2 separate regions of the Homo sapiens genome follow, and region 2 is linked to region 1. A link is a loop called in an ENCODE intact Hi-C map of the cell type or tissue named here. Cell type or tissue: mammary epithelial cell. All regions are shown on one strand. Links, peaks and the distances in the headings refer to the core of each region. The heading gives the core; the rest is flanking DNA.

Evidence for each region. A loop is a pair of places that touch in the nucleus more often than their neighbours do. Peaks named below come from ENCODE experiments on the same cell type or tissue, not always from the same donor. Only the 100,000 strongest peaks of a DNase experiment are listed, where the experiment ranks them.
Region 2: a loop joins it to region 1, with 3.0 times the contacts of the local background. A loop is called at or near these places in 2 of 110 quality-filtered maps.

Annotation. Positions count from the first base shown.
Region 1 is chr6:18,317,635-18,330,125 of GRCh38, reverse strand. No RefSeq gene overlaps it. Among named protein-coding and RNA genes, the nearest start is that of DEK, 59 kb to the right of the region's middle. In mammary epithelial cell, for the core only: a CTCF peak has its summit at 5,764 (motif pointing left); a DNase peak (open chromatin) is centred at 3,895; H3K27ac peaks cover 1,172 bases.
Region 2 is chr6:18,451,772-18,464,262 of GRCh38, reverse strand. RNF144B (ring finger protein 144B) reads right to left here. Exons shown (of 8, transcript NM_182757.4): 5 at 6,904-7,108; 6 at 4,512-4,656; 7 at 883-972. Among named protein-coding and RNA genes, the nearest start is that of MIR548A1HG, 65 kb to the left of the region's middle. In mammary epithelial cell, for the core only: no CTCF peak of the experiment used is centred there; DNase peaks (open chromatin) are centred at 5,912 and 6,782; H3K27ac peaks cover 1,498 bases.

The sequences.
Region 1 (12,491 bases), core at 2,141-10,140:
GGTTGCACACACAAGAAGAAGGACGTTTTGTTTTAATCTGATTTTAAACTGAATCAGTTGAGGCTGCTGCAAAGATGAACTATGTAATTAGAGCTAACTACTCAGTTAATACAGCTACAGCAAAGAAATACAGTCAGAGTGAAGGGCAGAGACCAAAAAGACCTTTCTTCCGCTTTCTTCACTAGAGTTATTTTTCCCTTTAGTAACGGGAAAGGGAAATATAAATACTATATTTGCATATTAGATGTGCCAAAAAATCACATTAAATAATTTTAAAATTATACTTCTTACAAAATATTCACTTTATCACTTCTTGTAAAATAAATTTATCCTGGGAAAAGGAACTAATTGTTCCTTAAAGAGTTACTAAATGTACTTATTTACATTTAGCATGGTTTTCTCACACACAAACCAATCACACCCACAAGGCCTGCAACAAGAAGGGCTTAATACTTTCAAAGGAACCATTATTTTTGGAATGTCCTGATTTTTAGAAATAATTTTCAAGCAATGATGTCCTGTTCATTATTTTTATTTTTATTTTTTTCAGATGAAGTCTCACTCTGTCTTCCAAGCTGGAGTGCAATGGCACAATCTCGGCTCACTGCAACCTCTGCCTCCCAGGTTCAAGCAATTCTCCTGTCTCAGCCTCCCAAATAACTTTTTGTATTTTTAGTAGAGACGGGGTTTCACCATGTTGGCCAGGCTGATCTTGAATTCCTGACCTCAGGTGATCCACCTGCCTCATGCTCATTATTTTTAAAAGCTAGCTGAGCACGGTGGTTCACACCCATAATCCCAGCACTTTGGGAGGCAGAGGTGGGAGGATCGCTTGAGGCCAGGAGTTCAAGACCAGCCTGGGCAACACAGTAGGACCTCATCTCTATTAAAAATATATATATATATTAGGTGGGCTGGTGCTTTGCACCTGTAGTCTCAGCTACTCAGGAGGCTGAGGCAGGGGGATCACTTGAGGCTGGGTGGTCAAGGCTACAGTCTCTCCAACAACAACAACAACAAAAAAGCCATGGTTAATCTAGTTACTATTCCCACTTAGTTTCAGGAATTGAAAAGAATTTCAAAGTTTACTAAAAAGCAGGGAAGTGATACAAACATCCAATTTGCACAAAAGAGTTATTATGTCTTACCAGTGGAAATCAGGCATAATTGAACAAGTTTTAGAAACAAAGAAACCAAAATGCCTGAGAGATTGAATTTAGAATGTTCCTCAAATGCTAGTGCTAATCACAAGCTAACATGAGTATCACAGTTTCAAAATATAAGAGAACATTTTTCAAGTAATTTTTTTCATTGAAACGGAAACCCAAAAAACAATGCCAGTCATCACAGTATGTGGTAAATGTAACTTCCAGAAACAAGTAACTGACGTGTTTAACAAGGAACCTGTTTTCAGCGTTGGTGAAAGCAAACCAGGTCTGATGATGCATATCTAATCACCCAAGGAAGGCAATAAAACTAAAAAGATTCCATTGGTTCATTAACTATTAAAATCCAACACCAAAGACACAGCCCCTTTAAAGCCTTGACAACAAATATTAACTTATTACACATACAAATTATGCTCAAGACCAGCGACTTTATAATACCAGCAGTAATGCTGCTATTCAAATAATAAACAGGCAATATTATTCCTACTGGGTTGAAAGAATGAAAAATAGCTTAAGGAGTGAATTTTCAAGTGCACGTAAAATGTGGCAAGTTGGGACATGGAAAAACTGAAAGTCTTAAAGGTAGTTCCGTTACCAGAAAGGGATATAAAAATAAAAAGCTCACTCAATGAAAACATAATGCAGAATTAGGTCAGCAAAGCTGAAAACATAATACAGAATTAGGTCACCAACACAGACCTAGAAACCTCCTTCCTCTCTCCCAACTCCACACATAATTCAGTCAAGGCTGGCTGCTTTTTCACCAACCAATCCAAGGATAAAAAGCTAGGAATGAACAACATTCAGGTAAAAGGAGGCCTCTCCTTCTATGAGTGTCAAATTATATAAACCTATGAGACAGCCTCTCAGAGTCATGGCCATTGTAACTTACAGCTGAATGGAACATAAACTTTCTCCACAAATAAATTCTGTTTTGCATTGCTTGACCCAGGGCCAGCCTTGGAAACTTCTTCCATGTCTCTATCACCAGAGACTCTGCCAAGGAGAGAGGAAGGCTGCAACATCAAGCTCTTCCGCATCCCCTTCAAAACTCCAGGTGAGCTAGAGCCCTTAAGTGCCTTCGAGAACAGCAGCTGGGTGCGTAAGGGGGCGTGTCCCATCTGGTCCTGCTTAAGACCAGCAAGAGCAGAGCTGGCTCCTCTGTCCTTCTTCCTTTTTTTCTTTTCTACATCACACCCAAATGGTTGGAGCTGGTGGCCAGAGATAAGAACTTAGAGGCATTTCTACCGCTAGCCCCCTGGGCTCCCCACTCTCCCATTGCTTCCTTTAAAGGGACCATTCATGCATTTACCCTCAAATTGAAAATGGCCCACACTGTATTATGCAAAATATACTGCTAGCTGCTCGCGCTCTCTCTCTCTCTCCTCTCTCTCTCTCTCTCTCTCTCTCTCTCTTCCCTCCCTCCCTCCCTCCCTCCCTCCCTCCCTCCCTCTCTCTCTCTCTCTCTCTCTCTCTCTCTCTCTCTCTCCACCTGATCCCTCATTCCTGCCTCACATGACCTAGTGACCAAAGACTCATGGTGCTCTCCCTGCCCAGGAACTGTTTAAGTGAAAATCTTTGGACTTGTTTCCTATGAGGGTGCTGTACTGAATTTGCACCTTCCATCTGAAGAACTAGGGGCTGCCCCAGGCCTGATTTTCTCCAAGGCACCAAGGAGAGCACAAAGTCAGGCTCCCAGCAGCAGAGTGACAGTCAGACAGGCATAAACTGGACCCGATCAGACAAGAGCCACGTGGGTATCTGCCAGTATAAACAAGGTTCCTGTGAGAGAGCCCTCCTGGTTACAGGTTGGAGAACTAGGCTTTAGGCCACCCTCCAAGTAGACGTATCCTGTGAAAGGCACACAGTGAACACCCATGCCCAGCTCCCCTTCACTTCGCATCGGGGCAGCATTGTTAGCTGGTCTGGTACTAGAACCAGAGCTGGGGGCTCTTAAAACACCCGCTTTGGCCTGGCGCGGTGGCTCACGCCTGTAATCCCAGCACTTTGGGAGGCCAAGGCGGGCGGATCATGAGGTCAGGAGATCGAGACCATCCTGGCTAACACGGTGAAACCCCGTCTCTACTAAGAATACAAAAAATTAGCCAGGTGCGGTGGTGGGTGCCTGTAGTCCCAGCTACTCGGGAGACTGAGGCAGGAGAATGGCGTGAACCCAGGAGGCGGAGCTTGCAGTGAGCCGAGATAGCGCCACTGCAGTCAGGCCTGGGTGAAAGAGTGAGACTCCGTCTCAAAAAAAAAAAAAAAAAAAAAACTTCTCTCTCCCATTCTCCCCGGATTCCTGAGGCTCACATTGTGTGGTATGAGCCTGTCATATACGTGCCCAAAATGGCATCCCTTCTCTACTCTCCACTCCAACTCTATAACTCCTGCTTCATTAGTTCAACTGGGGTAGACAGAGGTGGAAAATGATCTGATATTCTAATTCACATTACAGTAATACTTAATAAAGTAAATAATTGACAGCATCTTCTCCCCACCTCAATTCCCCATGCACTCTCATTGTTAAATCAAACCAGTCTCCAAGTCTGTGTATTTTAGGCAGTATGGAGAAGGAATGGGGGATAGGTTTTGGGAATGGGAGGCTGGTTTTCTGTTGCCTGATCAATCACACCACTTGATGGCCTTAGAAGGAAGCATGATATTTCCTGAAGGGCAGGAGAAAGGCATCCCACACCTACTGTCTTTCTCCCACTGCCACCCAAGGAGTGCAAGCCCGAACATGTCCTTCCATCTCCTCTCCAGTCTTCTAACATTAACCAAAAAATTAAGTTCTGACACATGCTTCAACATGGATGAACCTGGAGGACATTAGGCTACATGAAATAAGCCAGTCACAAAAGGACAAATACTGTATGATTCCACTTAACAAGGTACCTAGGGTAGTCAAATTCATTAGAGACAGAAAGTAGAACGGTGATTTCCAGAGGTTGGGGAGAGGAGGAAATGGAGAGTTGCTATTTGTGATTATGAAAAAGTAATTCACAGGCTGGGCATGGAGGCTCGTGCCTGTAATCCCAGCACCTCTGGGAGGCTGAGGCAGGAGAGCTGTTTGAGCCCAGGAGTTCAAGACCAGCCTGGGCAACATAGTGGGACTCTGTCTCTACAAAAAATACAAAAATTAGCCAGGGATGGTGGCACACACCTATGATCCTAGCTACTCAGGAGGCTGCAGTGACAGGATCACTTGAGCCTAGGAGGAGGCTGCAGTGAGCCAAGATAGTGCCACTGCACTCCAGCCTAGGAAACAGAGTGAGATCTTGTCTTAAAAAAAAAAAAAAAAGTCATTCACATTGTGAATTACTTATTGCCACTGAATTGCACACGTGAAACTGGTGAAATGGTCAATTTTATATTATGTATATTTTACTATAATAAAAAAATACAACAAAAGAAATGTTTAAATAGGGGGACAATCTCATCCATTCCTCCCCAACCTGTAGTAGGACCTCCCCCATTCCTCACTGAAACCAGTTTTAGTCCTAGGACTTCAGCATCTATTCATATTCTCTGGTTCTACTAGGGGTGGACGTATTTGTCACCCCAAAGGAGCCTGGTTCCTGGAGCAGCCCCTGGAGGGACACAGAGAGAGCCTCCACCGTCTCCTGAGTCGGTCTTAGAGAACGAGTCTGCCAGGGAGCTGAAGCAATTTTTCCTCCTTGCATTTTTCTTGTTTTCTCCAAAAGTGGACCCCATTCCTCCCACTCTTGGTTCCTCATGCTCCTCTATTCCATCCCCAGGCCAGATTCTCAAGAGTTGGATGACTGAGTGACCGTGAACTCCCATTCACTATTTTCAGGTAAGCCATAATGTAACATAGACAAATCCATTTCCAACCCTGAGTGGACTCCACTGGACTCTTGAGAGCTGGAATGGGATTCATTAAATAATTGGACCAGCCACTAGGAAAAAAATATGAAGTGCAATTTTCCCTACTCCTTTCCCATATGCTTAGTATCTATGTAACATAATATTTATTCATTCATTCATAGAGGTATTATTCACTAATTATTATCCATGCAACTGTGTTGCACAGTTGCACAGTACAACGGTTAACAGCACATTATCTATGCACAAGACATGTGACCCTGGGCAGTCTTTTCAACACCGAGTGCCTCGGCTTCCTCATCTACAAAGTAAATAACAGTCGTGCCTATCTCACAGAATTGTAATAAAAAATTAAATGTGTCCTGCATAAAAGGTTTAGGAAAACATACCTAGCACATCAAGAACATTCAAAGCAAGTTGTTTTCTGAATCAGTTTATCATACTAAATTTTCATTGCTCACTAACAGTGTGTGACCTTTTTATCCCCAGTGTTTGACACTTTTGACAACTAAAGGGCACTTCTGAAGATTTTAATCTGAAGTAAAACACAAACAGTATTATCGTAACCACTCCAGCATGGGAAGGGGGAACACGAAAACATTTGTATTGCATTTTTCCATGTTCTAGGAATACCAATGTATAAACCAACCACTGCTGAAATTTATAACATCAATCTGATACAGTAAGTTTCCTTCTGTAAATCAAAGCAGGATTCTTAACTATAGTCTAAAGCGCCCTCTAGTGTTCCTATGCAAAAACTCCCGAGATAATGTGCCATCCTTATAACTAGGGTCTTTTTCTGCCCTGGACAGCCCTGGTTTAGGCGTATTATCCTGCTATTTTGTCTGGTTTAACATTTTCCTGGATTGTTTCACTTTAATGGAGAGTCACCATTAATATTTGCACTAAAATAAGCTAGGATTGGTTTAGTAGCCCTTTATGTTTTCAGCTTCCACCATGGTCTTGTCTAGTACTGTATGACACACAAGCCAAGATGTCACATGCGGTTAAATCTGTAAGGCGGCTAGTGTGGACCCATTTCTATTTTCCCCAATCCTTTCCACATGCAATGGAACTAACACGTTTCCCTTTCAAAAACAGCAAGGCACTTGCTTACCAAAAAAAAAAAAAAAAAGACCCTCAGACAAGAGCCTCCAAGTTCAACTCTGTCCAAGGATAGCACTTATGGTGGCAAGAGAGCTCTCCAACAGCTGCTGCTCTGAACCCTTGGGATTCACCGACTAGGTCTGCCATGGCCCATGCTCAGGTCTATAAAATGCACAGAACCACCAAGGCACAGCTGGTGGGGTCCCTGAGATATGTGAGAAATCATAGGTTAGGGGTGTGAGGAATATGTACAGGGAAACGAGGCTGCAAGTACTGCCTTAGGACACAGAGAAACCAATCTGACCAAAATGATTTGGTTATTTCTTCTATGAGGTGCATCTAAAAGTATTATGTTATTGTTTGGTGGTGCTTTTTTATTTTGCAAGAAATCTTTCAACAACAGTAAGCTCAAAAGGGAAAGTTTAGGCCAGGTGCAATCACTCACACCTGTGATGCCAGCACTTGGGAGGCCAAGGCAGGAAGATTGTTTGACCCAAGGGGTTTGAGACCAGCCTGGGCAACATAGCAGAACCCTATCTCTATTTTATAAGTAAATAAATAAAAGTGAAAGTTTACACTTCGTAAAATATTAAGTGAGGAATTTTCTATCCTCAAGTAAGTTGATGAATGTGAAATTGCATAAAATGTCATCATTTGCCACTCCCCACACCCATGGAGGACAAAGTGATATCCAGAAGCAAATGAAAACCCTAAAACACAAATCTGAAGAAGTTTTTTGTTTTTCTTTTCTTGGGTTTTTGTTGTTGTTTGAGACAGAGTCTTGCTCTGTCGCTCAGGATGGAGTGCAGTGGCGTGATCTCAGCTCGGTTCACTGCAACCTCCGCCTCCCAGGTACAACTGATTCTCCTGCCTCAGCCTCCCAAGTAGTTGGGATTACAGGCGCACACCACCATGCCCAGCTAATTTTTGTATTTTTAGTAGAGATGGGGTTTCACCATATTGGCCAGGCTGGTCTTGAACTCCTGACCTCAAGTGACCCACCTGCCTTGGCCTCCCAAAGTGCTAGGATTACAGGTGTGGGCCTGAAGTGTTATAATCTACATAAAAAATTAGCAGTGGCCTGGTGCAGTGGGTCACACCTGCAATCCCAGCATTTTAAGAGTCTGAGGTGGGAGGATCACTTGAGGCCAGGAGTTCAGGACCAGCCTGGGCAACATAGCAAGACCTTATCTCTACAGCAAAAAAAAAAAAAAAAAAATGCTAGCCAGGTGTAGTGATACACACCTGTAATCCTAGCTACCTGGGAGGCTGACATGGGAGGATCTCTTGAGCCCAGGAGTTTGAGGCTGCAGTGAGCTATGATTGTACCATAGCACTCCAGCCTGGGCAACAAAGCAAGATTGTTTCTATTTTTAAAAGAAAAATAAAATTAGTAGCTATTTTGGGAACCCTGTACTTAAAGTTTACAAGTTATTACACACAGCTGTGTAAGGTGCTCACATGACATTTAGATCCAGTAATTATTCTCCTACACTGACTTTGCCAATTTTTATTTCATGTTTTTGTGTTCATGCACGAAAAGTGAAGCAAAAGCTATAATGTGTTAAGATTGATAGAAGAATTTTATAAAAATTTCACTGTTGCTAATTTTATATCAGTGTTACTAAGGCTTCACCTAGAAAGATCAATTAAATTAATTCCAATAATGGTTTAATTTTTTTATCTAATTCATGGAATCAATGTAAAGCTTTTGGAATTGTAGTCTGTTTAAGATGAAACATATCTGACATAATTATGACTCACTATAAATTTAAATTTTCAATATTTAAGGTAAAAGTATTTGTTTTTGCAGTGATAATCTATATAAACATTTTGGTGGAACATGATGTCATGGTAAAAACAATATCTTGTCCAGGCACAATGGCTCACGCCTGTAATCCCAGCACTTTGGGAGGCCAAGGCAGGCGGATCATGAGGTCAGGAGTTCGAGACCAGCCTGGCAAACATGGCGAAACCCCGTCTCTATTAAAAGTACTGAAAAAAAATTAGCTGGGTGTGGTGGTGCATGCCTGTAATCCCGGCTATTCGGGAGGCTGAGGCAGGAGAATTGCTTGAACCCAGGAGGCAGAAGTTGCAGTGAGCCGAGATCATGCCATTGCACTCCAGCCTGGGCAACAGAGCAAGACTCTGTCTTGGGGGGAAAAAAAATCTTCTTAAATTAAGGCATCTAGGCCAGGCACGGTGGCTCACGCCTGTAATCCCAGCACTTTGGGAGCCAAGACGGGTGGATCATGAGGTCAGGAGATCGAGACCATCCTGGCTAACACGGTGAAACCCCGTCTCTACTAAAAATACAAAAAATTAGTTGGGCGTGTTGGCAGGCGCCTGTAGTCCCAGCTACTCGGGATGCTGAGGCAGGAGAATGGCGTGAACTCGGGAGGCGGAGCTTGCAGTGAGCCCGAGATCGTGCCACTGCACTCCAGCCTGGGCGAGAGCGAGACTTCATCTCAAAAAAAAAAAAAAAAATTAAGGCATCTAATTTTAAAGATGCAGAACTACAGCTGGAGTTGGTTACAGTGTAAATGAAGTCATAATTTCTCCAAAGAAGTTGCATTATTGTATCAACTGCAATGAAACCATATTTGTAAAAATTTACAAATTTTGAAGATGCCAACTTATTAAACTACAAAATTTTTTAATAAAGTTGATAAGTTGATGTTGATTGCAAAACAAAAAAAACAAAACACCTCAGCATGGCAGTACTGAACTTTATTTCCTCTCTGCTACCCATCATCCATTGGAACTATTTAGTAAATCAGCCTGTGTCTGACCAATGATATTGAACTTTTTCATAATTAGTCCTCTAGATTTAGGGTGCATTTTGTTCAATATCAGTTAGAAATTTTAATCAAAGAATTCAAGGAGCATCAAAAAACAAACTTCAGTTTTTCGGTAATTACAACTATTAAAAACCAAACTTGCAAAGAGGAAGACACTGAAACATCCGATCTACAGCAACAGAGTTATAGGAAATAAATGAATTGCCCTCAGATCCTGTCCAAGATTTAGTTTTGAGATTCTATAATTGTTCTTTGGAATATTTCTACATATGGAGAGAAACTTTTATGTTGTCCACTGGAATGGAACAAAATTAAGAAGGCCTATGAATTTATGGCATCTCAGTTTGGGGAAACATCAGAATTATCATAAATGGAGATAATTTATGTGATGACATTTGTCTTCCAAAAATATTTGTAAAAGCAAAGAAAAGTACTCTGAATGGAAGCAAAAAGAACAGTAATCAGGAAGTATATTTCAGCCAATTATTTATACATTTTAACACAAAAAAAATTAGAATTAAGAACACTTCCCATTGAGCAGAATTCACTCCATTTTTACCAGATAACTTAGCTCTTCTAGAGAGATTACATTTCTCAAGTAAATTATGATTTACAGAGAAGAAGAGTCAACCTCAATTTTATTCACATGCAGTATAACCTCAAAAAAGATCCAGGTATTATGAGAAGTTAAAAATAAGTCTATTTTACAAAAAAAGCAGTATTGGCCAGGCGTGGTGGCTCACACCTGTAATCCCAGCACTTTTGGAGGCCAAGGCAGGTGAATTACTTGGGGCCAGGAGTTCGAGACCAGTCTGGCCAATATGGCAAAACCCTGTCTCTACTAAAAATACAAAAATTAGCTGGGTGTGGTGGCACATGCCTGTAATTCCAGCTACTCGGGAGGCTGAGGCATGAAAATCCTTTGGATCTGGAAGGTGGAGTTTGCAGTGAGCCAAGATTGCACCACTGTACTCCAGACTGAGTAACACAGCAAGACTCTGTCTTGGGAAAAAAAAAAGAAAAAAATGCATTCTTCCAAAAAATGCCGGTGTCAGAAAAATGACATGATATTTGAGACAGATAAGACTAAAGGCCGGGTGCGGTGGTTCACGCCTGTAATCCCAGCACTTTGGGAGGCCGAGGCGGGCGAATCACCTGAGGTCGGGAGTTCGAGAGCAGCTGGAGCAACATGGAGAAACCCCATCTCTACCAAAAATACAAAATTAGCCAGGCATGGTGGCGCATGCCTGTAATCCCAGCTACTCGGGAGACTGAGGCAGGAGAATCACTTGAACCCGGAAGGCAGAAGTTGCGGTGGGCCAAGATTGCACCATTGCACTCCAGCCTAGGCAACAAGAGCGAAACTCTGTCTCCAAAAAAAAAGACTAAGAAACTGATTAAGCATGTACTATGTAACAAAAATAATCATACCACTTACGTTATTTTCATCATTCTGATAAGACTAAAGATTTTTTTAATTTTGCTTTAATATACATAGATAGTTGTTACTTTTTAGAATTTCATTTTCGTCCCGGTGCAGTGGCTCATGCCTGTAATCCCAGCAATTTGGGAGGCTGAGGCGGGCAGATCACCTGAGGTGGGGAGTTCGAGACCAGCCTTACCAACAAGGAGCAACCCCGTCCCTACTAAAAATACAAAAAAATTAGCTGGGCATGGTGGCCCATGCTTGTAATCCCAGCTACCCGGGAGGCTGAGGCAGGAGAATCGCTTGAACCCAGGAGGCGGAGGTTGCGGTGAGCCGAGATTGAGCCATTGCACTCCAGCCTGGGCAACAAAAGCAAAACTGCATCTCAAAAAAAAAAAAAAAATTTAAAACAAAAATGAAAGAATTTCATTTTCAAAAGTTTTTAAATAGAACTACTTTATTGGCCTATGCATATAATAAAACTAATTTATCATCCAATATATAAATAATTTAGAAATTATATTCAAACATATGTAAATTATATTGTATGTATTATTTTAGTACCCTTTTTCGTTTCCTAAGTGTACTGGTTTGGAAAATAAATTACCCTAATAAGAGCTACCAGGTAGGGCATGGTGGCTCACACCTGTAATCTCAGCATTTTGGGAGGCCAAGACAGGCGGATCACTTGAGATACGGAGTTCAAGACCAGCTTCGCCAACATGGTGAAACCCCATCTCTACTAAAAATACCAAAGTTAACCAGGCATGGTGGCATGCGCCTATAGGCCCAGCTACTCGGGAGGCTGAGGCAGGAAAATCACTTGAACCGGGGAGGCAGAGGTTGCGGGGAGCCACGATCGCACCACTGCACTCCAGCCTGTGCAACAGAGTGAAACTCTGTCTCAAAAAAAAAAAAAAAAGAAGAAAAAAGAGCTACCATATCTTAAGAGCTTACTATTTATGAGGCACTGTGCTTGAATCAATTTACTCTCTACAACCACTCTGAAAGGTCGTTATTAGCATCTTCATTTCACAGAAAACTCCACCTGATGACAATAAGTGCAGAACAAGAATGTCTCCAGTCTCAGCCCATACTCCCCACTCACCATTTTTTTCTGCATCTTTCCCTACATCAACAGGACATACTACTGGCCCACCAAAGGTGGAATGCACTTCCAGTTAAGAACTACAAATTTGGCTGGGCACGGTGGCTCATGCCTATAATCCCAGCACTTTGGGAGGCCGAGGCGGACGGATCATGAGGTCAGGAGATCAAGACCATCCTGACTAACACAGTGAAACCCCACCTCTACTAAAAATAAAAAAAATTAGACAGACGTGGTGGTGGGCGCCTGTAGTCCCAGCTACTCAGGAGGCTGAGGCAGGAGAATGGCGTGAACCCGGGAAGCGGAGCTTGCAGTAGCCGAGATCGCGCCACTGCACTCCAGCCTGGGCGACAGAGTGAAACTCCGTCTCAATAAATAAATAAATAAATAAAATTTTAAAAAAAGAACCATGAATGCAGGTCCATCGTGACCTCTGACCCCATCACCCATGTGGCCAAGGATGTGCATTTTCAGGACAGCTAGCACATTTTGGAGGGCAGACTATAGCTATGTGAAAATAAGTAAAATTTAAAAGCTGCCAGAACCCAGAAAACACCTTGAGAGAGATGTGACTGTGATCTGAGTCACATAGCATGTAGTTGTAACTTCTGCTTCTTAAATTAAATCAAGTCTCTTCCTCATTGTTCTTGTTCTGTAAATGACCAGAAAGGACCAGAGACAAGACTTCTTCCTCTTCCAATCACTGATCTTTGTTCCAGATTAACTGCCTCCTTTATTGTCCTTCACCTAATTCAACTCAGATGATGCAAAATCTTCAGCATGGATTGTTAAATATACCTTTCTTGAAAGAAAAAGACAACCTCAATTCATCAGATCATTGTAACTATGCATTAATCCTTATATAGAAAGATCATGAAATTCTGTTAAGCTTCCTTAATCTATGTCTGTATAAAGGGTCCCATGATTCTACACTTCAGAACACTGGCTTCCATTCTTTGGAATATGTGCATCCTAGATGGTTGAGTGGTCATCTCAAAGTCTGCACTTGAATAAACTCTCTTTGAACTCTGACC
Region 2 (12,491 bases), core at 2,242-10,241, 130 kb before region 1:
TGTTAATGATTACTAGGATATTAGCACTGACTCCCTCCAAAGGAATACCGCCTTTAATAAATATAAAACACTATTAAAAATTAAAAATAAACCATGACTCCTTTTGAACCTGCCACATAAACACACAATGGCATGTACACAGGGATCTAAGCCCTAGAAGGGGCTCACAGGGTTTTAGAGCACTGCCTGATATGGTTTGGCTGTGTCCCCACCCAAATCTCATCTTGAATTGTAATAATCCCCACGTGTCAAGGACAGGGCCAGGTGGAGATAATTGAATCATGGGGGTGGTTTCCCCCATACCGTTCTTGTGGTAGTAAATAAGTTTCATGAGATCTGATGGTTTTATAAATGGGAGTTCCCCTGCACAAGCTCTCTTGCCTGCCACCATTTAAGACATGACTTTGCTCCTCCTTTGCCTTCTGCCATGATTGTGAGGCCTCCCCAGCCATGTGGAATTGTCAGTCCATTAAACCCCTTTCCTTAATAACTAACCTAGTCTCAGGTATGTCTTCATTAGCAGTGTGAGAACAGACTAATACACTGCCTTTGATAGGTAATATGCCTTAAAGGGCTTTAGGAAAGTCATTCCACTGTTTCTCAAGAGGAAAGAACATCTGCCTGCATTCTGCACGTCACTGTTGACTGCCTGGCAGCTCTGGTGCCCCTGTTTCTCCGCTTGTCCTTAAGGAGACTGTGCTCATGAATTAACTTTAGGTATTTACCCCATTACTTTTCCCTAGCCCTGCCCTAACACTCCCCAGAAGCTCCCAGGCTGGGATGGTACCTCCCAGGAGGGAATAATGAGGAAAGGCGAAGAGGTGGGCTCTTTAAGCCATCACGATTTTGGTTTATGTCACGCTCCCTATAAGGTCAGGGTACCTGTGTTCGGTTCCACATCACTGATGCTCTTGAGTGGCCAAGTTTATTCCTGCATGGCCCTTTGTCATAATGTCTGAGGAAAATGTCATTCTGAAAAATAAAAAGATTGATTTCAGTAAATATGCAGTTTTAAATTGAGAAATGAATACAGACCACATCAGATCACCAAATGGAAGGCAAAGTTTTTCTCTGGTGATATCAGTGACCCCCTCTAGGAATTCCAAGCCTGTAATCTTTATCTTGGTAGTTTTGTAAATCACCAAAGTGAAAGCAGATCATAATCAATACGAATCTCAATTAATTATTTTTAAAAAGAAAAAAAAAGAGTAGTAATGACCTGACTACTTATCTTAGCAAGGTAGCTCTGGCGGAGGTACAATGGAATGGGAAGACCAGGAGCAAGGCAGCTGAAAGGCTGGTGTGGCAAACCAGGAGAGAGAAAATGCCAGTGACTGAGGATGGATGGAGAAGAGGAAGTTACAGTCCTCAGATATTAAGAAAGTAACTGGAGAGAAACAAGGAGAAGCAATCACAGAGAAGGGAAAGTGATTGGGTTAAAAGAAGGCAGTCGCTTTATTGAGAGAAGTGACAACATAGAGATGGAGTTTGTTGGGAAGATAAGTTTGGACACGTTGAACTTGAGAGATGGTTGAGACATCCAAGCAGGGCTGTTCAAAAGGCAGTTCATCACAAAGATCTACACTGAAAAAAAAAAAAACTTGGACCTCAGCAGAGAAACTAGCTCAGGGTCCAAATTAAGTGTAGATAATCTATCTAATGGTCTGTTCATTAGACAAATGGAGAAAGGGGACTCAACTGGGCATCGGTGTACATGGGGTAGAAGAAACCATAGAAGAGACTGAGATTAACTAGGAAGAGGGGTAAACTGAGAAGCAAAGAGGCTGCTGAACACAGGCATTTAAGACTGGATCGAGGAAGAGGCTAAAAAGGGAACTGGGATATGACCAGAAAGGTAGAAGAGAAACCAACAGAGGTGGTATCACTGAAATGGAAGTGGTCAAGATGTTAAATGCAGCAGAGAATCTAGGTATGCTAAAAACAAGTACTATTGGATTCTGCCAATAAGAAATCACTCAAAATCTGGGAAAGAGGTACAGTCGGGGTGTGACTACGTGGCAATCCGAACACATTGCAGTATTTGGAAGGTAAGTAATGTCAGTAGCAAGAGGTGATTAGGCTTTTTTGAAGCTTGGCTTCTAAAGGAAAGATAAATAGAGGGGTAGTAAGGAAAAGAAGTAGGCTTTAAGAAAAATGTTTACTCGTGTTTAAATGTGACACAGCCGAATGCATGGATATGTTGAGAGAGTGGAGAGTGGAAATTGAAACCACAGGAGAGGAAAGAGATAACTGAACAGCTCAAGTCTCTAAGGCTATGGACAGGAATAGGATTCTAAAGCAGACAATTAAGCGTAACTCATCCTCTGAAACTACAGGGGTGAGAATCAAGGCAGGAACAAGCTCAACTCCAACAACACTCAAAATTCCTGTTTGGTGTCCGTCTCAGGCCTGGATTTTAGACAATCACCCCTCTCCTGGCCCCATGATCTCAAACTTTCCTATAAACAGAGATCCACACCACCATCTGATGTAGAACTCCACTTGCGTAGAGAAAAACATCATTACCAACAATCCAATGCCCCTGGCTAAAACTGAAAATGAGATCTTAGAAAACAGTCACCAGAAAAAAAGATGCTTCAATATTTGAAGTCTGTGTATTCAGCCATTTAACATCTGCACCATTTCATCTCCAGAACCAGAGCAGCACAAGAGACAGAACAGCATGTCCTTTGCAACACCATCCCCCAAACACATTTCAACCAAAGGATGGAGATCTGGTGCACATATTTGTTCCCTTACACTCTGGCCTCCTAAAGAGAACCTCATGGGCTCAGCCTCCTTGTGGATATGAACCCAATTAATATTCTGGTGAAACCTGAAGGAAAACAAAAAAAAATTGTTTTTCATTTGTAATGCATGTGTAATGTACAATCAGTAAAATCCTCATCCAGAATATCACTCACTTAGATGCATGCTAGGTCTTAAATATCAAACATAATTGTAACTCAAGGGCCTATGATAAATCAATTTTTAAATAGAAGATATTTCTTCCAAACTGAGCTGCTGAACTTCTAGAGTCTAAAATGTCCATTTTCTTCTCCTCAGTTTATACCTCTTCTTAAATCACTAAGATGGAGGTTATTATTCTTATTCATACATGTCATCTTAAACAACATATCTAGTTTTCCATTAAACATCAAGCAGGTGGTGGCCTGCTTGATGACATTACATGCTAACTGCACACTCACTCACTAAGCATGTCTGAACTAAAGCACTACACAAATCGCTTGTTGAATTAAAGCAAATCAAGCAATCAAAACAAAGAGCTGAGAAAAGAATAGCAACTCAATGGTAACTGAGGGCTTACGCTGATATGGACATATTTTAGAGGTCCAAATTGCCAAAACAGAGTGTTATCTATAAACAACTTATGTTACCCCAAACTTTAAAAGACCAGAAGTGAAGTAAGACCTTCTCACCAACTCTTTGCATCGCATTTTTAACTCTGAAGTTACCATTAGCCTTGGCACAGGGCTGAATAAAACTGCACCTCAATTTGAGACTTGATTCATGAATGGTGAGAAAAAATTAAGCCAAGCCCCTTGATCTGGGAAGGGAACACTGTCAAAACAGTAGCGATACTGCTGCATGCTCATGAACAAGAGAGAGAGAGAGCGAGTGAGAGCATGCAAGAGAGCATGAGGGAGAGAAGAGAGTTAGGAGACACCATTGATTTGAACCATTTTTCTTTAAATTCAAAACGAAGAAAAAATCTAATAGTGGTAGGCAGAATAACTACCTCCCAAAGATATCATGGCCTAATTCCCAGAATCTGTGAATGTGTTACCCTATATGACAAGAGGGATTCTGCAAGTGTGATTAAATTAAGAACCTTGAGATAAAGGAGATTATCCTACATTATCCTGATGGGCCCAATCTCATCACATTGGTCCTTCAGGCAGAGAACCTTTCCCAGCTGTGGTCAGAGGGAGCAACGACTAAGAAAGAAGGGAGTGAGAGATCTGATGTTGCTGGCTTTGAAGATGGAGGAAGAGGCCACAAGCCAAGGAAAGCGGACAGCCTCCAAGGCAAGAAAACAGATTCTCCCCTAAAGCCTCCAGAAAGAAATGCAGCCCGGCTGACACCTTGATTTTAATCCAGCAAGACCTATGTCAGACTTCCAAAGTGAAGAACTGTGGGATAATAAGTTTGTGGTATTTTAAGCCACTAAGTATGTGCTAATTCGTTACAACAGCAATATAAAATGAAGACACTAATAGTCCTTTACATAATAGAGACAATGTGCAAATAGCAAGAAATGCCCTGAAAACAAAAGCTTGCCTTTAACACCAGGGTGGCATATGTAAGGTCATCAAAAAGATGTTTTTAGATATCTAAAGTATCAGGCTTAGTAAGTCTCATTAAGAAAAATAAATTCCTTTTGCAGGACAAAAATTGCCCCAATATTTTAAAGGAAAATCTGTAGGATATCAGCTGTGGTGCAGATACAGTATAGGAAACACCATACAACAAACCTAGGTGGAACTTACATCCAAGTTCTGGAGGCAGTACCAGCAAAATGTATGCTTGCAGTTTTTGCACATCATCTGAGCGCAGCCTTCATTGCGTTCGATATAAACCCGGCAAACTGGGCACTGCTTAATGGGGGCTTCTGCATCTGTCCCAAAGAGGGCTCTAGAAACAAAATGGATGAGAAATGGCATTCAGCTGATGGTCATCAGTTGAATTCCCAGGGCTCCTGATGGTTAGATAATGAACTCACAGTTATCCATGCTTAATTCACTTCCAAAAGAAAGGGTGTGGGCAAAAACATTATTAGATGTACAGATAACTCATACAAGAAGGAATCTTTATTTATTTTGGCTTTCAGTGAATTATATAATTACAGTTTCCACCACTGATTTAACTCACTATTTTGTCAAATTAATATTTCATTCCCTAAGCATGCATTGCCTAAATAAGAATGGCAAGGAGTTGGCTACACAGCAGAGAAACTAGGTCAGGGTCCAAACTGGGCGTATATAATCTATCTAATGGTCTGTTCATTAGACAAATGGAGAAGGGGTTCTCAAATATAAACACTTTAAAATAATGTCAAATACTTTCAAAAGACCTTCTCCAAACAGACGAATAGACCAATACAGGCTCACAGCCCCAAGGGGCACAGAAAATAAGCAACAGGAATTGGAGTGAGCGATAGCACCATGTAACACTTTAGCTACTGCCCATCAAAACCACCACCCAGCACACAGAGATATCCAACTCACAGAGTGTTGTCAAATCTATTATCAGACTTCGTATGAACAATAACCTCATATTGTCATAAGACAGTTATTACAGGTTGAGCATCCCTAGTCCACAATTTGAAATCCAAAATGCTCCAAAATCTGAAACTTTTTGAGTGCCAACATGACAAAGGAAATGCTCATTGAAGCCTTTCTGACTCCTGGTATTCAGAGTAAGGATGCTTAACCAATAAACATATCATGAAAATATTTCAAAATCTGAAAACACTGAGATCTGAAACACTTCTTATCCCAAGTATTTTGGATAAGGGATGCTCAACTTGTATCTTAATTCCCTTATTTTCAGATAGGGAAACAGACTCACAGAGGCTGAGTGGCTTCTATGAGACACACAGATACCGAGTGACAATGTCAGAATGCAAATCCTCCTATCCTCTGAGTTCTTTACGTTGCCCTGTGATACCCACGGAGCTTCCTGCTATGGCCACGAAAATGTAGGCAACAGTGGTTTGAATCCGGCTAAGAGGGCACATGCCTGCCATGTGTATTAGCTTCTCTATTCCTCTCCATTTGTTTGTTCTGAGATTCAAGCACAGCATCGTAGCCAAGTAGCATTACTATTCATGAAGCCTGGTTCTACACATTCTGGGTGCACTGTGTGATTAAGCCAATGGGATTACAACACTCGTATTTTGTTCTTGCTGATGCAGAACAACGATAGCCTCAAGCAAAGCAGGAATGAAACACAGAGGTCTCTCACTCTGGGCACTGCTGTTGCCATAAAAACCCTCTGTATCGCCCAAGTGTGGTGGCTTATGTCTGTAATCCTAGCACTTTGGGAGGCCTAGGCGGGTGGATCACTTGAGGTCAGGATTTCAAGACCAGCCTGGCCAATATGGTGAAACCCCATCTCTACTAAAAATAGAAAAATTAGCCAGGCGTGGTGGCAAGTGCCTGCAATCCCAGCTAATCGGGAGGCTGAGGCAGGAGAATCGCTTGAACCCAGGAGGCAGTGGTTGCAGTGAGCCGAGATCGTGCCACTGAACTCCAGTCTAGGCAACAGAGCAAGACTCTGTCTCAAAAACAAAACAAAACAAAAAAAAACCCGCTGTACTAAAAAGGTACAGATTTAATTGCTTCCTATCACGATAAAATCTCAACCTTTACAGAGCATAAAATATCATGAGAGAACCCTCCTTTCTACGTGCTGAAAGAATTTAGGACCGTTGTTTCTATTGTTGTGTTCTTTCTAATATGACTGTCACACATCATGAGCTGGCAATTTAGTCAGGTAAGAAAATTTCTTTTCTCATTTTGCAAGCAACAAGAATGATATATACCAATACAGGCAGATACTGTATCTGAGCAAAGAGCGGGAACAAGTCATGATTTCCTACTGAGAACCAGTAGACCACGGTGCCTCACTACCTAAAGAGAAAGCAAAACTCATACAAACTTTAATTCCAGCAATATCTGGAAGATTCCTCTGGGGCAAACAACTAGAAATGCTTTTTTGTTGGCAACTTACCAATTCTGAGACACTTCTCAGGGAAGTTCTGCAGGAAAATAACCAATCTCTAAACGCCATCACAACGTAACTCCTTCTACACGTAAGGTATGTTGAATTTCTAAGAAAACTAGTGAATAATCCCAAAGACAAAGTTTCCTTTCTTACCGGTGCTCTGTTGGCAGGACAATAGGCTGACTGTCTCTACAGGAGACCTCTGCATGCCAAGCATCCTTGCAACACGAGCAGAATTTCAGGTGGCAAGAAGGGCATTCCACCAGCACAGGCTGTCCTGGGTCACTCGAGGCAACAGGGCACACTGTCTGACAGTCTGCAACAGGACACCATGTTCGGTAGGGGTCCAGATGAACTTCTAAAGTGTAAAGAAAGAAAATGTGATGGTCTGCCCGATTCATGTTTGAGTCTTTCTCACCTTCATTTGCCCTCTTATTTATTTAATTTATTTGGAACCAGAGTCTCACTCTGTCGCCCAGGCTGGAGTACAGTGGCATGATTTCAGCTCACTGCAACCTCCCCTCCTGGGTTCAACCGATTCTTCTGCCTCAGCCTCCCGAGTAGCTGGGACTACAGGTGCGCACCATCACGCCTGGCTCATTTTTGTATTTTTAGTAGAGACAGGTTTCACCTTGTTGGCCAGGCTGATCTCGAATTCCTGACCCCAGGTGATCTGCCTACCTTGGCCTCCCAAAGTGCTGGGATTTTACAGGCATGAGCCACCACACCTGCCCCATTTACCCTCTTTTTTAAACTGACATTTATGGAAGTATAATACAACAAGGGTGAGGATTTCTACTATTAGTCTTCATAATGGATCCAAACCTATCATTTACAAGGTCGCTAAGCCCTGCCACATTTCTCAAAGTAGGTACTAACAGAATAGCTTACCATTGCCTTTATGAACAGATAAAAAGTGTTCTCTGTAAACAAAATTCACAAGACTTTTAGAATATTTCCCACCTTTGAGCACGTAAAATAGGCAAAAATCTCAAATCCCTTCTACAATTATTTGGGCACTATCTTGGAAGAGAATTGGACATAAAAAGCAAATTTTTAATAAGATATTTTTCCAAAAAGACTTTGTCCTTTCAGGCACTGAGAAACAGATAGTGAGGTTTCTTCCACATTCCCAGGAAATTAAAGAACAAGGAAGAAAATAATCAAATAGTTTAGGGATTAAACAGTATCTGGTGTGGCTTAGCCAAGAAGTTGGATTACCTGTCAGTTTGGATATTCTGCTCCCTACCAATGTGCAACTTAGGGACAATGTGTGAAAGACCCACATGTGGGCCGGGCACTGTGGCTCACGCCTGTAATCCCAGCACTTTGGGAGGCTGAGGTAGGCGGATCACAAGGTTAGGAGATCAAGACCATCCTGGCTAACAGGGTGAAACACCATCTCTACTAAAAATACAAAAAATTAGCCGGGCATGGTGGCGGGTGCCTGTAGTCCCAGCTACTTGGCAGGCTGAGGCAGGAGAATGGCGTGAACCCGGGAGGCAGAGGTTGCAGTGAGCTGAGATCGCACCACTGCACTCCAGCCTGGGCAACAGAGCAAGACTCCGTCTCAAAAAAAACAAAACAAAAAAAACAAAAACAAAAAACAAACAAAAAAAACCCCCACATGTTCTAGAAACAAAAGGCAGAGAGACTTTCACAGACCATTATAATAGCTAGTCATAACACATTGGCTAGTTCCATATGACATACAGGAAAGAAGATAGAGTTGGAGAACTGACAGCCATCTATTTAAGTGTTTGCAAATCTTGCTTGGTATCTCTTTTTTATTCAGTAGCAGACCCCATGTTCTTTCCATATACTATGACCTTTAAGGGAACATACCATGTAAAAAATGATGTTATTTGAGGGGTAGAGTACCCCTTTTTTCTCTGAACTCAGGTATTTTGCAAAATTTGAATTGACAACATTCTAGTTTTAAACGTCCTAGGGCTCATGATTCCTAGAAATGTACACACAGGAGGCAAACAAATCCAAAGGATGGTGCAAAAAGAAAATAAAGGTATTAAGTAGGAATTTAGTTTTTACAGTTAATAATTTTACACATTCAATATCAAGGAGAAAGTCTGAAATGTTCCAATAAAATACTGTCTCCACTAATGTCTCGCCTAGAAATGAAATAATTGGATCTATCTTGTTATAAGTTTTCATTCAAAAATTGCATCCTTAAATATATGGTCTTATCTAGGAATTCTGGAGGGTGGGGGTCAAAGAACAGTGAACCCTTCACACAAATGCAATCACAAGGAGGAAATTCTATAATTCACAGATGCTCAGACCCCAACAGAGATGGACCCTCCAAGATCACTAAAACCTTAAGAAGTCAAGGAAACAGTGGCACACATAGGATCCAAGGCCTTGGTCTTTTATTTCTACACCATTTAATATTTTCTTCCAATCTATTACAACCGCTTCACAAATACTAAGCCCAAAGAAATGAAGGTTAGTATGTAACTTAGAGTGAAAGACTCCCATATCAAATATCTACTTCGCTTCCCTTCTAAATCAGAGATCTTTTAAAAGTTTGATGAAAAAGAAGGAAAAATAAGGGAAAAGGAAACTTAAAACACATATTACTGTTAAAATTTATAGCATCCCTAGTGATCACCTTAAAAAGATACAAGGATGCAATTTGTTCTCATAGCTCTAATCAATTAAAACTACTTGGTAGAAGTTCCGACTTGTTTCTACCAGCTTATTATTTCAGGTATCTGGGGTGACAAAAGGGAAGCACAGACAAATAAATAAAGGAGAAATTATAGGTTTTGATGAATTACTATAAAGAAAGGACCTTAGTAAGCAGTGCAGCTATGGCGCAGTGCAGCTATGGCACAGTCCGTTGAAAGCAAGGAAAGAGTTTGAGCCAGAGAAAACACTGAACTTCCGTATTTTTCACTATTATGACAGCACATAAAGGTCCATGCAAAGGAGTGTAGAAAAAGAAAAAGGAGGAAAACTTTACAGCTTTCTACACATTTCCTTCATTAGAAGTCCTTATTCCTTAGGAATGGCTTACAGAGCTTAACTAAGAGCATTAGTGGAGTAACTAAGAGACAGATTTTGACTCTATCCAAAAAGGAAATTGACTACTCTAGCCAACTCTGTAGAGCGTCTATTCAACATCTCTCCCAACCCCCTTGAACCTTCCTTATGAAGACCTATCACTATAAAATCTGAATATTCTAGAGATATTCTTTCCCACAATTCCATGAAACTAAGTCTTGGACATGTGACATGATTCTAGCCAATGAGAGGCAAAGGCAGGTCCACTAAGGGGCTTCTGGGACTGGATCTCCACCTTGATACATAGGAAAGAAAGGCCTTTCTGTTTTTCTGCCTTTGAACCCAACTGTGTGAGGTTATGATGCTTGGATCATCAAAACAATCTTGCAGCTATGAGGGAAAGCTAAATGATTCAGAGATGCTATTAGGTTGGTAAAAAATAATTTGTGTTTTCATTAAAAACATGGCAAAAACAGCAATTTTACCAACCTAATAAATTAACCAAAACCCATGACAGCCTACCTCTGGACTTGTGAGTGAGGTACTGAAATGCCCTTGCTGTTAAAGTCACTTTTAGGCAGGCATTCTGTTCCTTGCAGCTGAAAGCATCTTAGCTGATGTGGCTATTTCTGGTAATAGCAAGCAAGTACCCAGTTCAAACAAGGACTGTTCCTCCTGTGTGGTAGATATTTTATCAACGAGATTAAAGCATCATGTCCAAGATGACTTTTAAAGTCTTTTCCAAACCAATGATTTTATCATTCTAAATGTGAGGCACATGGAAATGTGTATGTAAGTAGAAATTTAAAAATGCATCCACATACAGTATCCTGTAGAAAACATTGTGTACAATAAAAATTGATACACCTTTGTAAAAAGTTAACATGCTATGCCATGTCTATAAGGTTTCTATGTAGGTGAGCAAATAATATACATTCATACAGTTGAACGCCACATAGCTTTTTTAAAAAAAATAAATCAATATAACAATTTGGAAAGACCTCTAAGATATAATGTTAAGTGTAAGAAAAAAACAAACAAAAAAAAAGCAGGCTGGGTGCAGTAGCTCATGCCTGTAGTCCCAGCACTTTGGGAGGCTGAGGCGGGTGGATCACCTGAGGCAGGAGTTCGAGATCAGCCTGGCCAACATGGTGAAACCCCATCTCTACTAAAAATACAAAAATTAGCCAGATGTGGTGGTGGGCGCCTGTGATCCCAGCTACTAGGGAGGCTGAGGCAGGAGAATCATTTGAACCTGGGAGGCGGAGGTTGCAGTGAACCAAGATCGTGCCACTGTACTCCAGCCTGGGCAACAGAGTGCGACTCCATCTCAAAAAAAAAAAAAAAAAAAGCAGACAGAAAGAGTATAAATGAAACATTTTTATAAAAACATGTATATATAGGCCAGGCACAGTGGCTCACTCCTGTAATCCCAGCACTCTGAGGGGCCAAGGCTGGCCTATCACATTAGCCCAGGAATTCAAGACCAGCCTGGCCAACAGTGGTGAAATCTCATCTCCACAACAACAACAAAAAAGTAGCCAGCCATGGTGGTGCACACTTATAGTCCCAGCTACTTGAGAGGCTGAGGTGGGAGGATTGCTTGAGCCCAGGAGGCAGAAGGTACAGTGAGCTGAGATCATGCCACTGCACTCCAGCCTAGGTAACAGAGAGAAACACTGTCTCAAAATAAATAAAATAAAAATATGTATATATAGAAATATACTTTAACATTTGCAGAAGAATATTAAAAAAACATAACAGTTACTCTTGAGTAAAGGCAGGGGCTAGGAGAGGAGGCAAAGATTTACTTCATCTCTAAACTTGAAATTTTTTTTTAAAAAAGGTCAAGTACTACTTTTATAATTTTTTAAAATTGGTTTTAAAAAGCTACTTTGATCTGCATATGTACAAACAGATAAAGCAATTCTGGAACTAAGCTGTCCCCTAGAAAAATCATTTACTTTTTTATAATACTGAAACACATTCAAATTTCCCCTTTGTTTCATATTCTTCTCCATATACACAATTCTCATCCTATGCTTTTCCTCTCCCCTAAAAATTCCCTTTCTTCTTCAAGTCATAACCTATCCATTCTTAAGTGAACTACCTTCTATTGTGCACATGCCTTAATTTGGGGGAAGGAGCACAGAATCGGCATCTTGTTAATTGCTGCTGTCTATTCATTTCATGGAGATGGCCTCTCTGACGGTAGGCAAGGCTGTTTCTCATTCTGTTTGTGTGCTCCAACTTACCTGAAACAGTGAGGGGATGCCCACCTATTGATTCAGAGCAGTAATTTCTGGGTTTTTCAAAAGCATATAGATGTATTTCTATGCCAACAATTGACTTATAATGCACATACTAATAATACCATCTTGAATTGCCTTGTATTGGAATTTTCCAATTCACTTCTAGTACTCTCATCAACAGATGTGCACAGCATATTAAAATCATCCAATATCAGTCCTGGTGTTGAAAGTATGTTATGATTTCTATTAGACCATAGCTCTCCACCCACCTCAATTAGGGCTCTCAAATTTCGAAAGTCATCGATTTGGCAAGACTTGGAACTTTCCATATAGCACTTAAACATTAAACCTCCTTTATGAAGTATCACTTACAAGGGCAACAATGAAAAACAAATTTTAACATTAAAACAAATAACTATCCCTTTTAGAATTCTATTCTCTATACATAACTTTTATTTTACTTCC